Linked DNA regions of Homo sapiens: region 2 is linked to region 1. Evidence: chromatin loops called from intact Hi-C (ENCODE). Cell type or tissue: heart right ventricle. All regions are shown on one strand.

Region 1 (8,000 bases):
CCTAGGCCACCATTATGTCTGCTTCTCCAGGTTTCTCCCTTTAAATCATTTTCCAGGCTGCAATAAGAGTGATGTTTCTAAACCATGCTAATGTCATTCCCCTATGTAAAAAGCTTTTAAGTGTTTAGTTGGTAGGGATAATCTTTGAGATTTTTTAAACATGGCTTACAAGGTGGTTGCCACTATATTATGTTCAGCTTCTTTCAACTTTTTTTCCCTTAAATGTGCCTTCTTGTTTTCTAGCCTTCGCCAACCAGTTTTTCATTACAGAATACTCTGTCCCACCCCCTTCATCTGGTTAACTGTTCATTATCATTCAACCATTGGTTTAGGTATTATATCCTCCAGGGTCCTTGCCTGTCATTCTAATTTATTTTGCCCTAGAATCCTGTACTGCTGATATGTCATAGCATTTTGCTATATTGTAATTGCTTGACTCTCCCATGGGATTGTAAGTTGTGTGAGGGCCAGGACTGTCTGTGTCTTGTCATGAATGGAACTCCAGTGCCTAACATGGATCATGGAACATGGGACAATGTCAGTACTTTCTGTTGAATGAATGACTTATTTAGCATTTTAGCCATTTATTGTTATTGTTTATCCCTTTGAAATTCATATCCTAGAAAAAAGCTCACGTTCTGATTTGTGGATGAGTTTATAGTAGAACTTCAATTCAAAAGAGTTCCTTCACTTTAAGGAGAAAGAGATAGCTAATAAGAAAATAGGCTTAGCAGGATTAGTTTATGAAGCAGCTATTTTGTCCTTGTCTCATATGTCTGTGCACCTGTTGGAAATTGTTATTGAGAATTCCTATTTCAAGATATTAGCTGTTCAGTTTTGTCTAATATGTACTTTATTTCCTCATATATAAAAATGGAATATTTATGTTGGTTAAGAGCTTGGAGTCTGAAGTAAGAGTTCAGTATGTCTACATCCTAGCTATGGTTTTTACTTGTTCTCTGAACTTGGCCAAGATACAAAACTTTTCTGAGCCTCAGTTTCTACCTTTGTAAAATGAGGATATTGATAGTACCCCATGCCTATAGTGATGGTGTGAGGATTCAAGGAAATAATGGATGCAAAGCTTTTAGTGCGGTGCCTGGAACATACAAAGAACTCCGTAAGTTGTCTGTGATCTTTCTAATTTTTAAGTGATTTCAGTATCTCAGTTGAAAGGGAAGGCTGTGGAAAACTATCAGTTAGAAACTGATATAAGATTATAGTTTACAACTATAAGGTTGTAAAACTATCAGTTAGAAAATTCAGTGTATCAAAGCAACCAATTCCTTGAGTTTCTAGTTAACTAAAATATAAATAAAATTTTCACCATGAGTTATACCTTGTTAATGCTTTTCCCAAGAATACCAATTTCCAACTTTGAATGCAAGATAGAATCATTTCTGAATAAGTGTCCTCCAAGAGTGAGAGGTGTATTTTGAATGTGGCTGTTATTTTTCTAGTTAAAACAGGAATGTAGAGTGCAGGAAAATTAGCTTTCTGTTCTCTACAAATGTTGCTTTTATCTTCTTCAGTAGTTTAAGGAACTTTAAAATTAGTATCTTAATAAAATAGATTTTATCTTGGTAGAAAATATGAGTGCACATGCCAAAAATGGTGTGTGTGTGTGTGTGTGTGTGTGTGTGTGTGTGTGTAGCCCCTTTTAGCCTCTTTGTGGAGATGCAGTATCCTGAATTTCCTACTCATCTGCTTGTTTTTCTTTGCTGGTTGAGTTCAAAAATTTTTTCCTTTATTGAAATTTTACTAAAGTCTGTAGTACTTGCATACCTAGCACAAGTGCTAGATTTCAGTCCAATGTGTCTTCAGATTTGCTTCATTTCACATCATCGAATATGGGATGGGACTTCAGGGTAGGACCAGTCTTCTATGTACCTTCTATTTAAAGAGATCAGAGGTTGGACACAGTGGGTCAAGCCTGTAATCCCATCACACTTTGGGAGGCTGCGGTGGGAGGGTCACTTGAGGCCGAGAGTTTAAGACCTGTCTGGGCAAGGAAGCAAGACCCTGTTTCTATGAAAAAATAGAAATTAGCCAGGCACAGTAGCATGTGCCTATAGTCATAGCTACTTGAGAGGCTGAGACAGGAGGATTGCTTGACCCCAGGAGTTTGAGGCTGCAGTGAGCTGTGATTATGTTACTACTGTACTCTAGCCTGAATGACAGAGTGAGACCCATCTCTTTTAAAAAAAGTTAAAAAAAAAAAAAAAAGAGATCAGCAATGTTATATATCCCTTTAGGCAGATACTTACTTTTGTTTTATGGTAAATAACTTATGTTTGTGGTTAGTAACTACAAAGAAAGTAAATATAGTGTTCAGTCTTTCCTTGAAATGTACTTTGAATTAAAATCTGTATTTCTAGTACAAATATGAGTTAAGATAAAATGTTAAAAAGTAAAAGCCAGTGAAATCCTGTATAGTAAGTTCTTTCAATGTTTTTTCCTAGAGCTGACTTTTTTGAAGATGAGGCGATTGAACAGATTTTGAAGTATAATCCTTGGTGGACTGACAAATATTCAAAAATGATGGCCTTTTTGGAAAAGAGTCAGGAACAAGAAAATCATGCTACATTAGGTAAGAAACTCAAATTCGGCTAATTTGTTTCATTTTAAAATCTCATGGTGTACCACGTTTACTGCCTTCCATATTATTAAGCGTATAGTTGTAATTGCCTTATAATGTTAAAATATGAGTTTGAATTGCTAATTTTGGAAATGACTTCTTTGCCCCTGACTGGAAAATGCCGCTAAATAATTAGGCTTATTTGTGTTGGAAAATTCTTTTGAAGTATGGTTTCCTTTAGAATCATTGGAGTTCTTTTATAATTAATTATTTTTTAAAACCTAAATTTAGGGATATTATCACACAGGACATTTGTAGTTTCTCAATAACCTGCTTAAGAGGTATGAACATTCTTCTTTGGTAAGGACATTTGAGTATTAGTAACGGGCGGGGGGAAGACCCAAGTGGGAAAAGACCTAGATGGACATGTTATTACCAGCTTCTCTAAGTGCAGTGTAGCATTGATATATTAAGACTATACATTAGAAATATAACATTTGCAGACAGATCAAGAAGAGAACACCCATGTTTTCTGTCACACTGATTTGGCTTTTATTTACATATTAAAAATAAAATTTCAATGTTTAAATGGAAAGAATACATATATATGTACATTCTGAAGAGTATTAAATGGAATATAGACTCTTCCCACCCCAAGTTCTTCTTCCCGGAAGTAATCACTATTAGCAATTTTGGGGATATTTTAAAAATATATATTCCCACATCTAAACAGTCGCTTTAAGAAATGTCTACACATAGACTCACGTATACCCGGTTTGTACCTTGTTTTCAATTTGTAGTGTGTGTTGCACATCTTCCATATTAGTATGTAGAGATCTACCTGAAGCTTTTCATGATTACATAGTATCCGGTTGGATATTTTTTTCATGATTGATGGATATTTGGGCTGTTTACTACTGGTGGACATTTGGGTGACTTCCTGTTTTCTGCAGTTGCAAATAGTATATATAGTGGCCTTCTTTGACCACTCATTCTGAAGTAGCTACAGGGTCTCTAATGCATCACAGTTTTTTATTTTCTGCATATCAATGCAATAGCCTGTTATCTGCTATTTTTTCAGTGTCTAGTATAGTGCCTGTTATATAAAGGTACTCAGTAAATATCTATAAATATTGTAATAAATGTTTTTATGGTTAAGTTTTATTAAAGTTTAGGTGAGTTCTACCAGATCAAAAAATTGCTACTATAATATTTTAGAAAATAGAGGATTAGCTTTATTGCATAACAGAAGCTCATTATAGTGACTCTTTTTTTTTTTTTTTTTTTGAGACGGAGTCTTGCTCTGTCGCCCAGGCTGGAGTGCAGTGGCACAATGTCGGCTTACTGCAAGCTCTGCCTCCCGGTTTCACGCCATTCTCCTACCTCAGCCTCCCAAGTAGCTGGGACTACAGGCACCGGCCACCGCGCCTGGCTAATTTTTTGTGTTTTTACTAGAGACGGGGTTTCACCCTGTTAGCCAGGATGGTCTCGATCTCCTGACCTTGTGATCCGCCAGCCTCGGCCTCCCAAAGTGCTGGGATTACAGGTGTGAGCTCCCGCGCCCGGCCTATAGTGACTCTTTGTTATAGATTTATTGTCGTTTTCAACAAATCCTGACTTTTATATTTGAGTTTAAGCAGCTTTCAGAGACTTCTCACATTATGTATATATAGACAAATTTTCAGGTTTAGGATTGCTAACAGAATATAGATAGTTAATTGTACATGCTAGGTAGATCTGATCATGAAGTTTGAACAAACTTAAATCATCAAGTGTGTCAACTGGTTTGAGTCAGTTTCCCTAATTTTAGCACGGTATTTTAATGAGGTGGTGTGGGAGAAAATTGATGGTTGCGTAGTTGAGTTTTCTGTCCACCAGGGTGAGCTAGTTGCCCTAAAAATCAAGAGAAGGCGTTCCCTTTGATTTAAATTCTAACTTGCTCTACTTTGATAAACTGTAGCTTGTTCTCAGTCCAGTTTTCTGTGTCAGCAATGCTCTTAGTCTTCTTTGTGTAATTTTAGCAGGAGATCAAGCCACTCAGTCCTTTTAACCACCTGCCCTCCTGACCCTTCATCTGACCCATGACTGATAGCCAGGCTGGTGCATCAGGAACAGTCATAGTCTGCAAAGCCATTATGGTGATTCATTCTAAAAACCACCTTTAAAAATAGCAAGGACATGTGATCTAAGGTAGACGAACTTGAGCTTTGTGTCGAACAGCGTGTCTCTTCTAATAATACCAAATGTAAGATATAAACTAAATGTAGGCTTGGGGTTGGACTTCTTGTTCCACCACATGCCTGCGATATGATCTTGCACCTTTGGGTTGCTGTGGAATGCTGTACCTACCTCAGAGTTGTCCTGAGATTGAATGAAACGATGTATTTAAAATCCTGTAAATGTTAGAAATTATTATTGTAGAGTAAAATCAGTCACAGGAGAGCCAGGAGTTGGATGGTTTCTCTGTGAAATTACAATTTTTATACATTTAGAAAGCTTTAAGGGAAAGTTCCTTGTTAACAAGATTTCTCTCTCATTTGAAAAATCCTGGTTCAAATATTTGGGGCACTCAGAATTGGAGGAATAAATTGAAGTGTGTTGAGCCAGGATAAAATATGGGGGAAAAGAAATAAACCAAGAAATAAACATCACAGTTTTCTGCTGAACTATGGTGCATGCTGCTGTACCTTTTCTCCTCTTCCTCTTTGTTCTTTGCCTCTCTGGCCTTCTTCCTCTTTGTGTCATAGCGTGGGCTGTTGTCTGTTTAACACCTCCTCATCAGGTGTCGCCAGGCAGATACAACAGTGCAGGTGAGGGGTGTACCTTTGATTCATTCTGTATCATAAAATATTAACCTAGATTGCTTTGAATTCCAGATAAGCCTTAGGTGGTGAACTTTGCTCCCTCTTTTTCTCCCTTGGTTGTAATTCTTGTCGTTTTCATCACAGCCCTGAGTTACAACAGGGAGACTTTTCTCCAGCTTTGTAGTGATCCAGATTTTCCTCCCCAAAGGCTTGTAAATGGAAGTGTTAAACGCCGTGCTTCCCCTGAGCTCTGGTTTCATGAGGATGAACTCACCGCATTTCCCATGTTGTCTTTCAGTGGTTAATCTGAAGCTCCAGAGTCTTGGCACGTTATTGCTTGTTATGACACCACGTAACATTTATAGTCAATGAACTTCCTAGCAGGGACATCCTGTTTGGCACCAGTGAGCCCTTCAGTGTTTGTAGAGATAACTGTCAGTGTCAACTTTGAAAGTTGTAGCACTGCAGGGCTACCCATTTAGGCTGAAGGTTTGAATGCAGCACAATTTTTTCTGGTTCCCTTGATCTGGTTCCAGTGAATGTACAATGTAATAGACAGATGTGCGTTACTCTGAGAGCATTGAGATCCTTTGTGATTTAATTGTTGACCCAGATAAGAGGGATGTTTGGGAGGGGGATTTAGAGAGGAAGGGAGGATTTAAAAGTAACAAAATTAGAAAATATTTGGAAGAGAAAAGTGACTACCTTGCAGACATCTTTCATTTTGATAGTCCCTTTGCAGCCTTCAGACATATTGGTGGGGTTTTTGATGTTGGGAGGTGGTCCTTGGCCATTTGCTTCAATGCTAGGGCACCAGTTTCCTCCTCAAATGTATTGAGAGTTCAGCTGACTTTTGTTTCACTGGAGATTATTTTTAAAAGTATAATTAGCCAAAACATTGTGAACTATATAGCAAAGCTGCTTTGTAGTGTAGCTAAGTCATACAAATGCTTGACAAATGTTATTCATGGTGGCAATCATCCAAGCATTGTTGGCACTGCATCTGTAGTTATTTCCAGTACTGCTGCTAGGTTAGACTTGATTGTGTGCAAACTTCCCCCAAGTTCCCCTTTGGGTGATATGATTTACAGCTCTAATAAAAAAGGCCTTAGGGAGCTCAGACTTTTGGTTTCTCTAGTGATTTCCTGGTTTGTTGTTATTGTTATTTATCATCTCTGATTTCTTTGCTTGAATTTCAGAATTTAAATGCATTTGTGTGTTATTAATGAAGTAGGCCACAGTGGAACTTATAAATGCTCAGTAAAAGGTGGAAGTGTTTTAGGGAAAGTCTAGCAGCTCCTAGTATCCAAGAATTCAGAAGAATAATTCAAGTAGGTTTTTCTTCTGTGCACAGTTATTGAAAATGACTAATGTAGAAATACTTACATGTGGATAATGTAACGTCAGAACCTACATTGCCTAGGTCAACTTTTATAAATGGATAAACGTCGATAGGTATGATTACTTAAAAATGAAGGCATAAATATGTAGAGAGTTGACATGTTGCTAAATAGTTTCTGGGCATGCTTACTTTGTGATTGAGAATTATGTGGGAGCAGGGGTCTATTAGTCAACTAGGATATAAAGACTTTTCTCTAGTCAGAGATCATGAACACCTGGCATTTTCCCATTAGCTAAATTAATGAACATCTCAAAAACCATACCTAAGGGAATACTGTCTCTAACCTTCTTGCTAAATACAAGGAGTCATAAAATATTTTGTCAGGTATGCTTTCTTCCTGCAGTGAGTATATGCCTTCATGCCATTTCCTTAAATCAAATTGCTTAAAATGAACTGAGAGCTTTTATTTAAATTAAGGAACTTCAGATGCGTCCTCCAATGAGGCAGTCAACACTCAGTTTATCTGTCTTATTAATTAAATCCAGTAAATTTTAAATTAAATACAGTTGACCCTTGAACAAAACATGTTTGAAATGCATAGGTCTGCTTATATGGGGATTTTCTTTTGCCTCTGCCACCCCTGAGATAGCAAAACCAACCCTTCCTCTTCCTCTTATTCCTCAGCCTACTCAATATGAAGACCAGGATGAGGACCTTTGTTTATGATGCTGTACCTCCACTTAATGGATAATAAATTTAATCTTAAAGAGACTTCATGTACAATTCAAGGATTGGGGAAACCTTAACTAAAGCTATAAATCCAGAATCTTGTCTTAAAAAAAAAATGGACATATTTGACTACATGAAAAATAAGTGTTTCAATGGCAAAAGGTACCATAAACAAAGTCAGTAGAGATATGGTAGCTTTGGAAAGATGATTAGGGTTTATATCTATAATATACAGGATTCTTAATTTGACAAGACAAGCCATCCAATAGAAAAAAACTGGACAAAACACATTCGAATGGGTCACTCATAAGAGTGCAAATCCAGATTGCCTACAAACCAAGGAACTAGTGCTTAAAGTTGAGCAATTGGAGAAATACTAAGTGAAATAACAATGATAAGTCACTGTTTTAGTTTTCTCTTGCTGCATAACAAATTATCACAAGCTTCACACAGTGTACATTCATGATCTCAGTTTCCATGAGTCAGAAGTTGGGCCAGGCTTAGCTGGGTCCACTGTGTAAGGTCTTGCAAGGCTGTAGCCAAAGAT
Region 2 (8,000 bases), 550 kb after region 1:
TGAGTGGTTGCAACAGAGACCATATGGCCCACAAAGCTGAAGATTATTTACTGTCTGCCCCTTTATCGAGCACTTTTGCTGACCCTGCTCAAGGGAGGGGAATATACTTTTCTGTGATTTACTCTTTACTACCGGTTCAGGCCCAGACTCTGGAAAGTGTGATGCTAATTTCTGGAAGATTGATAACTTGCAAATGATTTCAGTCCAGTAGTCATGAAAATGATTTCTGTCCAGTGTAAAAGATACCCTCGAAGAATACGATTTTATTGACCCTCAGGACATTCATCATTTCTGAGTCTGACTTTGCTGTCTTAGTTCAGCAATCTTTCTGTCCTCCAATGCAGTTACTTTGGTCTTTCCCGTAAGGCTTTGAACTGGTTTTCTCGTCCTGCTGGTCGCCCCACTCATAGGTTAAAGAGATCCTTGACATGTGCTCATTTACTATTTGTGAAAGAGTCACATTCTTACTTTTTTGAGAATTATACATTGACATGAGGACATGGGACCAGATCAGGGGTTAGCAAACTGTGCCCTGGGGAACCCTGAGTGTCTTGGGGAAACCCGAAGTCCCTTAGGTGAACTATAAGAAGATAAGGAGGAGAGAAGTTAGAGTCCCTTACCTCTTCATCAACCAGAAAAGCTCCACTTACAAACCTCCCTTCTGTTTTGTGGTTTTAAACGTAAAATTCCTTGAAAAAAAGAAAAAGCGATTTTGCTGCAAAGAAAAATGTGTTGCACCACCAGACAAGGTGCTCGGGAAGTTCTGGAGTTCCTGAGAGCTGTGTGTGGAGCCAGCAGGGCAGTGCTCAGCTCTGTTGGCTGTTGGGGGCTGTGCATTCCTGGGCTGGGTCTGTAATAGGGCCCTGGTCTGTCTGTGGCTGGGTGGAATGCAGTGTATTTATGTTCCTTCAGAGGAGGAAGAGGCCTCCAGAGAGCCGGCTTGAATACCAACAATTCCCTCAGGTCTTACAAGGGAAAAAAAGTGTGCTTTTCCTTCCTAATTGTGTTTCTTAAACAAACCTGACTGCAGTTGCACGAAGCATGGTCTGTGGCATCCGAGTATTGACAATTTCTCATGAGAACATTCTGCAAACCAGCAGGTCTTCATGTATGCCAGAGAAATGCGGGGCTCACCAGGTGCTGGGAGGGTGCCTGGGACCCTGAGGGTCTGCTGCAGGTCAGGTGAGAGGAGGAAGAGAAGAAACTACTCAGAGCTCTGTGTGTGTGAGTGTCCCTCTTTAATTTTGGGCTTATGTATTTATTTATTTAAGATTTTATTTTATTGTAATGAGAACACTTACCATGAGATCTACCTGTTGCACTCTGGTTGGGGGCAGTCTTAGGGCTTAGTTTGGCCATTGCCTTGCTGGGAGCAAGCCTGTCTTCCCCCGGGGTCTCTGGGGTCTCCTGAGAGCAGGGCCTGGATGGATGGGAGACAGGGGAGCAGCTCTCAGATTCTGAGACACGCTTGCTGGTATTTACTTGGGTTAGGTGAGTCTGTGGTATAGGCCTCTCCATTCTTGACAGATTGATCTTTTTTTCTTTTTAATTGAGGTATGTTAGATTCACATAACAGAAAATTAACTGTTTTAAAGCATACAGGTCAGTGGCATTGACTGCATTCACCTTGTTGAGAAACCATCACCTCTGTCTATTTCCAGAACATTTCCAATTACCCCAAAAGTCAGTCTCTATGAAGCAGTCACCCCCTTCCTCCATCCCTCTACTCTTCGACCCTGGCAACTGCTAATCTGCTTTCCAGCAGAATGGATTTTCCTATTCTGGATATTTCATGTAAATTGAACCCTACAATATGTAACATTTTATGCCTCAGCATCATGTTTTTGAGGTCCATCCTTGTTGTAGCAGAATCAGTACCTCATTCCATTTCATGGCTGAATAATATTTCATTGTATGGACAGACTGCAACCTGTTCATTCATTCCCTTGTTGATGGGCATTTGGGTTGATTCCAGATGTCGGCTATTGTGAGGAGCGCTGCCAGCTTGTTCTTGTCCCACATAAGCCCTTGCTCTCTTGCCAGCCTTGTCACTGAGCACTCACACAGTGACACCCCCACCAAAGAGTCTCCTCTAACTATTTCTGGGCATCCGTGGGGATGTTTCGCACAATGGATGCTCTGTCCCAGGTGCCTGGAGGCAGCCTCTGCTGTTGATGCCCTCTGTGCGCAGACAGCTCTGCCACACCCAGCTGGCATTGCCAGGGGCCCTGTGCCCCGAACCACCAGGCTCATGCTGTGATCTGCTGAGTAGAAGGTCTGTGTGTGGGGCAGGACCTAGTTGTGGGTGGTTTTGTTATAGAATGAGGACCTTGTCATCTCATGAGGGCTTTTGCTTCTTGCCTCTTACTCTGCAGATCTTTTCACTTTGGCTGGTCATGTTCCCCAGAAAGACATCTTCTGGTCTCAGAGGGATAGAAGAAGGGTGACAATTCATTCTGATTTACCTAGGACGTCCCTGGACTTAGCACTGAAAATCCATCACCCTGAGAATGCATCAGTCTCAGGAAAACCAGGACAGTTGGTCATCCAAGATAAGAGCCGGCTTTTTTGGGAGGGGGATGATATCTCATCATTCAGTGTGTTGAGTTCATTTAATCCCCCTTCTTTGAATTAGGTGGCTGAGACTTATCCTATATTGTGCCCCTAAGCCACAAATCCAGAGCCTATTTTCCTGAAGCTGGCTAGAAGTTAAACTTCTTTTCTTCTGTGGGATTGGAGGAGGGGTAGTCACCTTGCTGCCTGGCGTTGAGGAAGGAACCTGGAGATCTAGATTTTATTTTTAAAGATTTTTAAAGCAATCCTCTTGCTTCCAGCCCACCCAGCACTTTTTATTCAGAGCTGATGAATTCTTGAGGTTTTCTGGGGTTCTGGGACCCAGTTCACTTTGCTTCCCATTGTTTCCCCTTTGTCTTGGTTCAGCTTTCAGCTTTGATACATTAGTTCATCCAACCTGTTTTCAGCCTCCAAATACATACATGCACACACACACACACACACACACACACGTATGTATTTGGACATCTCTTCTTGCATTTCTCCCTTTTCTTTTTTACCTTGCAGGCTTATTTATGACTTTTTAGAAATTTATTTGCTGGCATGTGAGTTATTCTCAGGAAGGAGCAGAGAACAGTACATGTTTTCTCTGCCATGCCTTGCAGGAAGTCTCATTTCCTCAACGCGTGAGATGGGCGTTGGGTCAGGCAGAAGCGGGTTCCCATCTTGGCTGGGCTCCTCTCAGCTAAGTGGCCTTGGACAAGCACATTGACCCCATCTGAGCCTGGTTTCCTTTCTAGCCTGGCCTCCCTTCAAAGTAAGAAGAGTAAAGTGGGATGATAATGAAAATAGACCACAGAACTCGTGGGCAGCGCCAAGCTTGGGCCCAACATAGGTGGCTGGGGTTAGGCTCTTTGAAGAAGCTCCTCAAGCCTGCATCTCCCAGGGTCTTCTACAACTTCCTCAGCTCCTTGTCTCCCTGCCTGCCTCTCTCACAGGACCTCAGAACCCATCCAGCAGTCTAAAGGGGACACATTTTATTCCATCCCTGCTTTTCAGCAATTCATTTTCTCTAGGGCTTCAGAGCAAAAACTGCCTCTTCTTTCTGCCAAAGGGCTTACCAGCCCACCCTTTCCTCCAATAGCTGGATTTTGTTTAATTTTTAATTTTTTTTTTGAGGCGGAGTCTCCCTCTGTTGCCCAGGCTGGAGGGCAGTGGCGTAATCTCGGCTCACTGCAACCTCTGTTCCAGTGGGTGTCATGTCTCATGCTCCCGAGTAGCTGGGATTACAGGCACCTGCCACCATGCCAGCTATGAATACCTGAATTTTAAATCCTAGATTGCACTCAGTTTTGATGCCTGTTGCTCCCCATCCCCAGCCTCACCTCTGCCCCGCACACCTACTCTTTTTTGACCCATTCTAGCCAAGCTCAGAGAAAGGCATCTTCCCCCAGGAAGCCTTTCCTAAGTCTGTCAGCCTTCACAGAGGTCCCCCTCACTCTGTGCTTCCTGTTTTTAGGCAAGAGCAGTGGTCCACGGTGCTTAGGTGTTTGGGTTCTTGAATTTGAGTTTGCATCTCGGCTCTGCTATCATACCTACAAGCTGTGCTACCTTGGGCAAATTACTGCACCACTCTGAGCCTCAGTGTCCTCATGAGTAAAACATGAGTTAATAATAGGACCTAACAGTCTCTCATGAGATTGTTCCAGAGATGAAATGATGTGACACACATAAAGAAAATGCAGTGGTTAGCATATACGCGTAAGCACTCAAGACAAGTTTATTACAATGTCTATGTCTGCTGTACTTTGATTTTGACTTGCTTTAACTGCCAGGCTGTATCTAGGGGTGGGAAACTTGTCTTCTTCCTTTTTTTTAATACTTTGCAGCCCCACCCCAGTGGCCCGGGATGTCGTCACGCCCCGGAGCAGGAATCCAAAGATATTCTTGCCTGCTAGTCTTGCATCATCCACGGAGTGACCTTGAGCAGGTCATGTCACTTCTCTGAGTCATTTTGCTTTTGGCAGCTGGGAGACAAATTCCTGCTGAAGTAAGCAGAAAAGAAAGTGAAAAAGAGACTGCAGCTTTTCACAAATGTTTCTTCCCTTCTCTCACAAGTTTATTCCCCACCAGCCCAGCCAGAGATTCTTGTTATCTTAGTTAGATGGTACCCTTGGGGTCTCTGGCTCTCTCTGGCTTTTAATCCTGGCTTTACATTAGAATAAACTGGGGAGATTTTAAGGGTCTTTATGCCAGGGCCTAACCTTGAATCAAGGTGGCTGGAATTTTAGGACATGAAGTTGATGTTAGAGGTCTTTAAAAGCTCCTAGTGAGGCTCATGCTGCTGGCCTGTGGTCCGCACTTTGAGTAGTGAGGCTCTAAACAACCCTCTTGTCCTTCCAGGAAGCATCTATCGGGCATCTGAGTCAAGTAAAAGGTACAATTTCCTTTGACAAAGCTCATCCTTTGATCATTGGGTTTCTCCAAGTATGGGGAACTCCCTTCCTCCCAAGGGCCACATTCTGTTGTTTCACAGTGGCTCTGATGGTCAGAAAGTACTGCTTTCCATGTGACTACAGCCAGCATCCTGGAATTTCCATTCCTTAGTCCTTGCTGAGGGTGGCTTAGGCTGGCCCAGGGAGGTCACCATATATCCACGCTAGCCTTCATCTGAATGGCTCTGTCAGGGGTCACACATCAGGGTCACTCAGAGAGCAGTGCTGCAGAGGCACTCTCATGGGTTTCAAAGAGCCCCACCATTCAAAGGCCCTGGTTCCAGAAAAGAGGCCATCCTGCTAAGCGGCATTAGTCTAATGTTTTCCGAATGCACCTCCACTGGAATTTTCTGGACAATGTGTTCAAAATAACCCACTGAATCAGAATCTCCAGGGGAGGATCCAGGGAGCCTGCTTATTTTAACACTGCTCAGGTGAGGGTTATGATCAGGCTTATGCAAAACGCCTTTAAACTGATTGGATTAGCTAACTCTGGCTGCCGAATGTTCCAGGGAGCAGTTATAAGATGGGAAAGAACCTGTGGCTTAGTGAGGGTGAGCAGGTGGGAGTAGGGGTGTCCAGGCCTGGGAAGAGCTCACATCTGGGCCTGGGCCATCAGCAGGTGGTCTCCCAGGATGATGCTGGTGTGTCGCTGTTGTAGCAGAATCCTTTACTCCCTCTCTCCCTGGATGAGTTCTTTTCTTTCAACCTTATCAGTTCTTGGGAAGAAGAGGAGGCAGAAAAGACTATTTGTATCTCACTCATGCCTAGAGAGTCCTGTTCTCTGGGAAAAGATTTACTCTTTCAGGGTCAGTTCTCTGATTGGTTGGTTTGTTTCTCAACTCCTGCAACAAGAAAATTCACCCTTAATTGAACAATACAGTCCTCTGTATTAGTGTGCTAGGGCTACTATCACAAAATGCCATAGACTGGGTGGCTGACACAACAGAAATGTATTTCTCATGATTCTGGAGGCCAGAAGTCCAAGTAAGGTGCCTGCAGGTTTGGTTTCATTTTGAGGCCTCTCATCTTGGCTTGCATTCGGCCACCTTCTCACTGTGTCCTCACATGATCTCCCCTCTGTGTGCATGCACCCCTGCCTTCTCATCCTGCATTCAATTTTCCTTTTCTTATAAGGACACTGGTCAGATTGGATTAGGTGGATTAGGGCCTGCCCTACTTTGAAGGCCCTATCTCCAAGTGCGGACAGTCACGTGCTTTAGGGCCCACTTATTTGACCTCATTTAATCTTACTACCTCTTTAAAGACCCTATGTCTAAATACAGAAACATTCTGAAGTACTGGGAGTTAAGACTTCACCGTGTGAATTTTTGGAGAAAAATTCGGCCCATAGCGTTCTCCTAGGGCTTTGTAAGTGGGTGACTGATGACAACATTGAGAGGGAGACTGGGAGGAGCAGTTGTTAAACAGGAGTGGGGAAGAAACAAAGAAACAGGGGCTGGAATGCACAACCCCATTGCTGTCTTGCTTTGGTTACCTACTTGTTTTTATTTTTGTTATTATTATTTTTTTGAGACGGAGTCTTGCTCTGTCACCCAGGCTGGAGTGCAGTGGCAAAATCTTGGCTCACTGCAACCTCCGCCTCCCAGGTTCAAGTGATTCTCTTGCCTCAGCCTCCCGAGTAGCTGGGATTATAGGATTGCACCACCAAGCCTGACTAATTTTTGTATTTTTAGTAGAGATGGGTTTCACCATGTTGGTCAGGCTGATCTTGAACTCCTGATCTCAGGTGATCCACCTGCCTTAGCCTCCCAAAGTGCTGGGATTACAGGCGTGAGCCACTGCACCCAGCAGCTACTTGTTTTTAATTTCCAGACTCTCCTGCTCAGTTCTATTAGTCTCTGAGAGTATCCTGTTCTTGTTTAAAGGATATGTTATCTTTTCTTTCTGAGGAATTTTTTTTTTTTTGAGACGGAGTCTCGCTCTGTCACCAGGTTGGAGTGCAGTGGTGCAATCTCGGCTCACTGCAACCTCCGCCTCCCGGGTTCAAGTGATTCTCCTGCCTCAGCCTCCCGAGTAGCTACAGGTGCACACCACTACACCCAACTTGTTTTTGTATTTTTAGTAGAGACGGGGTTTCACCATGTTGGCCAGGATGGTCTCGATGTCTTGACCTTGTGATCCACCCCCCTCGGCCTCCCAAAGTGCTGGGATTATAGGCGTGAGCCACCACACCCGCCCGGAGGATGTTTTTGAAAACCTTCTTCTGCTTCTCTGTTTCTCCCTTTTAGTCTGTTTTGGTTTCTGTGAAGGTGGAAATACTGTTCACATGTCTAGGGGGATGCAGTTGTCTGAAAAACCTGTGGGTGGGCATTTTTTCCAAAGAGTCCCTGATATGGTTTGGCTGTGTCCCCACCCAAGTCTCACCTTGAATTGTAGCTCCCATAATTCCCACGTGTTGTGGGAGGGACCTGGTGGGAGGTAATTGAATCATGGGGGTGGTTTCCCCCATAGTGTTCTCATGGTAGGAGTAAATCTCATGAGATCTGATGGTTTTATAAGGGGAAACCCCTTTTGCTTGATTCTCATTCCCTGTTTGTCTGCCACTATGTAAGATGTGGCTTTCACCTTCCGCCATGATTGTGAGGCCTCTCCAGCCATGTGGAACTGAGTCCATTAAATCTCTTCTTCTTTATAAATTACCCAGTCTCAGGTATGCCTTTATCAGCGGCATGAGAAAAGACTAATACAGTCCCCAAATATCAAATTCCTTGGGTCTTTGCTTTTGGCTCAGCCAGCCTCCCTGGGGAAGAAGCATCTAAGGGTCTGCTTGGGGTTGACAGTGTGTGTGTGTGTGTGTGTGTGTGTGTGTGTGTGTGTGTGTGTGTGTGTGTTGGGGGCCATAGTCACGGGATGCTGAGGAGCTAGAGGATGGCACTGTGGAGCTGAGTTGGAGATAAGGGTCTGAGCCTCACTCTTCAATGGACTGACGCTCATTTACTCCCCTGTTTTCAGTACAGTTCCTCATTC

Evidence for each region. A loop is a pair of places that touch in the nucleus more often than their neighbours do. Peaks named below come from ENCODE experiments on the same cell type or tissue, not always from the same donor. Only the 100,000 strongest peaks of a DNase experiment are listed, where the experiment ranks them.
Region 2: it touches region 1 in a loop (2.6-fold over the local background); 20 of 110 quality-filtered maps call a loop at or near these places.

Annotation. Positions count from the first base shown.
Region 1 is chr3:72,819,014-72,827,013 of GRCh38, reverse strand. SHQ1 (SHQ1, H/ACA ribonucleoprotein assembly factor) reads left to right here. Exons shown (of 11, transcript NM_018130.3): 6 at 2,463-2,590. Among named protein-coding and RNA genes, the nearest start is that of SHQ1, 25 kb to the left of the region's middle. RefSeq lists enhancers at 4,418-4,697, 4,718-4,767. In heart right ventricle, CTCF peaks have their summits at 4,244 and 4,443 (motif pointing right); DNase peaks (open chromatin) are centred at 4,483 and 5,734; H3K4me3 peaks cover 549 bases; H3K27ac peaks cover 1,809 bases.
Region 2 is chr3:72,266,684-72,274,683 of GRCh38, reverse strand. No RefSeq gene overlaps it. Among named protein-coding and RNA genes, the nearest start is that of LINC00870, 120 kb to the right of the region's middle. RefSeq lists enhancers at 4,365-4,614, 4,477-5,676, 7,651-7,720. In heart right ventricle, no CTCF peak of the experiment used is centred here; DNase peaks (open chromatin) are centred at 3,233 and 4,453; H3K4me3 peaks cover 226 bases; H3K27ac peaks cover 1,285 bases.